2 separate regions of the Mus musculus genome follow, and region 2 is linked to region 1. Evidence: chromatin loops called from intact Hi-C (ENCODE). Cell type or tissue: heart. All regions are shown on one strand.

What was found. Peaks named below come from ENCODE experiments on the same cell type or tissue, not always from the same donor. Only the 100,000 strongest peaks of a DNase experiment are listed, where the experiment ranks them.
Region 2: a loop joins it to region 1, with 3 times the contacts of the local background. A loop is called at or near these places in 6 of 42 quality-filtered maps.

Annotation. Positions count from the first base shown.
Region 1 is chr9:22,306,644-22,309,143 of GRCm38, forward strand. It overlaps Zfp810 (zinc finger protein 810), which reads right to left and starts at 995. Exons shown (of 8, transcript NM_145612.2): 1 at 906-995. In heart, no CTCF peak of the experiment used is centred here; a DNase peak (open chromatin) is centred at 1,108; H3K4me3 peaks cover 1,521 bases; H3K27ac peaks cover 1,370 bases.
Region 2 is chr9:22,224,830-22,227,329 of GRCm38, forward strand. Zfp809 (zinc finger protein 809) reads left to right here and starts at 883. Exons shown (of 5, transcript NM_001164624.1): 1 at 883-1,003. The coding sequence starts at 1,001. In heart, CTCF peaks have their summits at 305 and 1,156; DNase peaks (open chromatin) are centred at 862 and 2,232; H3K4me3 peaks cover 1,991 bases; H3K27ac peaks cover 1,246 bases.

The DNA.
Region 1 (2,500 bases):
GTGGGGAAAGAAAGACGGCCAGGGAAGCAGAGTGCTGGTTCATGTGCTCAGGGAGATCCATCCCTCCCCTCCGCCTGCCAGGCGGCTTTCTGCTTCAAGAGATGCTTGTTGTCACCTCTGCAGAGGTGAGGGGTTTACCTTTCTCTACTTTCTCGGTCCCTAGGTCTTCAATTCTTTTTTTGCCTCTGGGAAGAAACCTGGACACCTAGATTCTCAGCCCAAGGCATTGACATTCCTGTTCTGTGGGGGCTGGGCTGGCGACAGAGCCACTTCCCTAGTATGCATTTCCTAGGCTCCATCACAGAGAACGTAAGGTATTCAGAGAATAGGTAGGTACTCAGATTCCAACCCATGCCCTAGAGAACGGGACCCAAGAAAATACATGCCCTGAGGGGAAAAGGTGAGAAATCAAGGGACTAGCGTCTAAAATCAGTACAGTTAAAAACTAAATACTAAAATCAGTACAGTTAAGAACACCCTTCAGTGCGATCCTGAAATTCAGAAACAAGCCACAGAGCAAGGGGCATACAGGGCTGAAGGTGATGGGGCTGGGTCGTGCAGAGTCGCGGGGCCAGGAAAATCCTGGGGCAACCCTTCACTGGGGCCAGGTAACCTGGGGGGTCGGTTGCTGGCACTGTCCAGCTGACACAAGTCCTTTCAGAACAGCTGGTTGCAAGAATGTGCCGCAAGCCCCAAACCCCGCGGGGGACTTCGGTCCAAGGACCGTGACCTGCGCTCCAGTATCCCAGCCAGGGAGAGCACAGCGGCGGGACTCGAGTCCCCACGCGAGGACCAGGGACGCGACAGGACACTCGGGGGGCCCAGCCCCCACCCCACAGCTGGGGTGCGGAGGGCTCGGGCTTCGGACTCTGCAGCCGCCGGCTCCGCGGGGACGCCGCGCTCACCATGGCGGAGTCGAGACACCCCGCGTCCTCGCTGCGCGGCGCAGACCCGTGCCGGTACCGACAGAGTCCCCCGAACCTGGGACACCGGCTCCAGATCCCAAGATGGTGGTATGCTGTCACGTCAGAGACAAAGGCCGGACCGCCAAAGCCCGCCCCCTTCCCTTTGTCTATGCGCCCGATTGCGCGTTTCTCACCCCGGCGCCTTCGATTGGACAGGGTTTCAGTTCTCATCCGGCTCAGACCTGACTGACAGAAGCTGGCACCAATCCATGAGTGCATAAAGCAAGCCAACTTTATTCCCACCGTTTAAAAATGACAACTTCTCGCTCCGCAGGTATCCTGAGGTATGGCATCCTGTGCAAGAGCCCACCGCCACCTGAACGCTTGCATTTAGCCTTGTACAAAGGGCGGAGATATCGTCCTAGGGTCTGGATCGAGTTCAATCTCCTTTGCCAATTAAAGAAGTGAGACAGGACCAGCACCGCAGGTAGCAACAGGAAAATAATCTGGCCCGACAGTGGTGGCGCACGCCTTTAATCCCAGCACTTGGGAGGCAGAGGCAGGTGGATTTCTGAGTTCGAGGCCAGCCTGGTCTACAGAGTGAGTTCCAGGACAGCCAGGGCTACACAGAGAAACCCTGTCTCAAAAAACCAAACCAAACCAACAAACAAAAAATAAAAAATAGGGCTGGTGAGATGGCTCAGTGGGTAAGAGCACCCGACTGCTCTTCCGAAGGTCCAGAGTTCAAATCCCAGCAACCACATGGTGGCTCACAACCATCCGTAACGAGATCTGACTCCCTCTTCTGGAGTGTCTGAAGACAGCTACAGTGTACTTACATATAATAAATAAATCTTTTAAAAAAAAAAAAATAAATAAATAAATAAATAAATAAAAACCTCAGACACAGTAGGTAGCAGCAACAGGTATCAAATTTTAATAAAAGTTAAAAAGCACCGCCGGGTGGTGGCGGCGCATGTCTTTAATCCTATCACTCAGGAGGCAGAGGCAGGCAGATTTCTCAGTTCGAGGCCAGCTTGGCCTATAGAGTGTTCCAAGAACCAGGGATACACAGAGAGATCCTGTCTCTAAAAAACAAACAAACAAAGCACACAAACATAGCCAGGCACATCCAGACCGAAGCAGAAAAAGGACAACACTTTTTCCCCTTGGGTTTTGAAATATTTTGGAGGCTAACCATGAGTCCCCCTTTCCCTAGTTTAGGATTGGTCAGTTACAAAGAAGAGTATCTGATAGGCCCATAGCTATAGGTAAACAAATCCCTGTCTGGCCTTGAGCATCCAGAAATGGGTCATTGCAGCCAGAGTAGAGGTGGGGGGAGTGGGGGATGGGGTGAGGAAAAAGCCAGAAATTTGCCATTTTTGTTCTTTAAGGTCCCCTTTTCTGTCTGTCTGCCTGTCAGAGATGTGTCTAGTTCCTGATCCCTTGGTTATATCATCTTATGAGTTATTTTTAGGTATATCTTACACAAATGGGAAGTATTCGACCAGCTTTATAAATTCCATGCACATTCTTTCCAACTTTGCTCTTTTGAGGCGAAAGGCTGTGCTTTGAAATGGGCAGCAATCCCCTAA
Region 2 (2,500 bases), 82 kb before region 1:
AAAAAAGAAAAGAAAAAAATTGCTTCTCAGCGGGGCGTGGCGGCTCATGCCTTTAATCCCAGCACTCAGGAGGCAGAGGCAGGTGGATTTCTGAGTTCCAAGTCAGCCTGGTCTACAAAGTGAATTCCAGGACAGTCAGGGCTACACAGAGAAACCCTGTCTCGAAAAAAACCAAAAAAAAAAAAAAAAAAATGCTTCTCATGTAAAGCCCCAGAGGGGCTTTACCTGCTGGAAGACCCCAAGTGAGACAAGATCTATGTTTATTTTTTCTGGTGCGCAGGGATCGATCTTCAGCAGTCTCTCAAGCAAGAGACAGGGGGCGATCCCGGTTCTAGCTTACAAGCACCGTATACATTTTTTTTTTTTTTTAGAGGGCAGATTACAGTAACAGCTTCTAGGCACTTGGTGATGGATGGCTAGACCTTTTGTCTGGTTGGCTGGGTGATATCGGGTCATCCTTGGAGAGTACCTTCGTTCCCCAGAGGGCCCAGGTAGCCTTCAGCCAGCACTTTTTTTTTTTTTTTTTTTTTTTTTTTTTTTCTGGTATGTGTTTTGTCAGAGTCGGTCTGGGTTGGGTCAGAGTTGCTTAATCTTATCATTTATCCACAGGTCAGCACCCCCCACCCACCCCCCGCGCCACACACACACACAGAGAAACACAGAGACACACACAGAGACACATACATCACATCACAGTAAGAAAACTTCACGGGAATTAAAATAAATTATTGTGATACCGTTTTTCTGTCCGCTAAGACTTTCCGTATGATCAGACAGCCTTATGCCCTTTGCTACGCCCCGCCTTCCGTCATCGATTGGTGACTTTGACTGTCACTCAGGCCCTGTGACAGGACCGCTCTGAAATGAGGAAGTGGGGTGGATTTAGAAAGTTCAGAGGAGGTCTGAGCCTGCCATCTTGGGTCCTGTGGTCCCCAGGCGTCCGTTGCGGGAAGTTGTGCTGGTGGCGGAGACCGAGTCACAGGACGCTCCCAGTCCCATCATGGTGAGCTCGGCGCGGCGTCCCTGTGGAGCCGGTGTGGATGGCTGTGGGATGGGGGCTGGGCGGGCTCAGGGCACCCCGGAGCGTCCTATCGCGCCCCGACCATGCGTGGGGACTCGAGCTGGCTGCAACGCCCTGCACAGCTCTGCCACCCACAGGCAAGAGACAGGAATGCCTGACCGCTGGGTCGCTTCAGCGCCGGTGTCACACTAGGAACTCTGGGCTTCCGTTTACCTGCAAGGTTGGGATGGGGAACTCTGCGCCCTGTCTGGAAACTCTCGGAAGCTGGGTGCAGGGAGCTGGGTCTAGTAGGGGTGACTCTCCATCTGTCTGTCACTCTGGGATAGGCCTGTCAGTGTCCTGGCTGTCACCAATCAGGAACTTTATAGACTTGGGAGATGTTGATAGAACCCATCCTTAGGATGGATGAGAGACTAGTGGGTCTGAAAGGATCCCCGAGGATTAAATATTTTTGCGCATTAATTGGAGGAAGTGGGGAAGATAAAAATTCAGTTCCTTGTCCTAAACAGTAGTTTTAAAGTATCTGATAGACTTAATCTTAAAATTGCTGAGGTACAGGAATAGCCACGCATTGGATGTGTGTGGTGCAGACTGTGACGTGGTACCGAGGAGCAGAAGGCAAGGGGGAAGCAGTATGACTGTGAGATCTCTTCAGGCCCTGAGTTGCTCTTTTTTTTTTTTTTTTTTTTTTAAGATTTATTTATTTATTTATTATATGTAAGTACACTGTAGTTATCTTCAGACACACCAGAAGAGGGCGTCAGACCTCGTTACGGATGGTTGTGAGCCACCATGTGGTTGCTGGGATTTGAACTCGGGACCTTTGGAAGAGCAGTCAGTGCTCTTAATCGCTGAGCCATCTTGTAGGACCCCAAGAAGGAGCCCCCCACTCAAGTCTCAGGTCGCGGGGTCACCCAAAGAAACATGAGAGACCTTCTTGAGGCAGCTTTAATGGCCGAGCTCCGGGTCAATCAATACGTATCTCACTCAGGAGACAGAGGAATCGACCCTGAGACTCAAAAACTCAGGGTTTTGATAGGGTAGGGTCTAGGAAGAATTGGCGCGGTAGTGAGCAGAGTAGTACCGGGGCGTATAAGAATTCTAAAGCCGGGGGCTTATCAGAGTCGACAATGCATCTGGTTAATGTTTCAGCTTTTAACTATGCTCTCTATAGAAAGGGGGGCAAGCAGGAGGCGCCGGGCTGCCAGATGGTCAAAGAGTCAGCCAAGATCGTCAGAAGCAGTTCCTATTCCCTCCCTTTCTTTACGACCGGGAGACCTGGGAGACCTAGCTTCAAGACGGACTCGGGCATGCCCGGGCTAGTTTTCTTTGCAGTCTCAGTCCCAGGCCTTTTTAGTTTAAACCTTTTATTTTATTTAATTTCCTTTCATTCCCCTCTTCTTCTGAAGAATAAAGATAAAAAAATTACTGAACTCTTCCTCACCCCAGAGCCCGACCCCTCCCATCTAGAGATTGTTC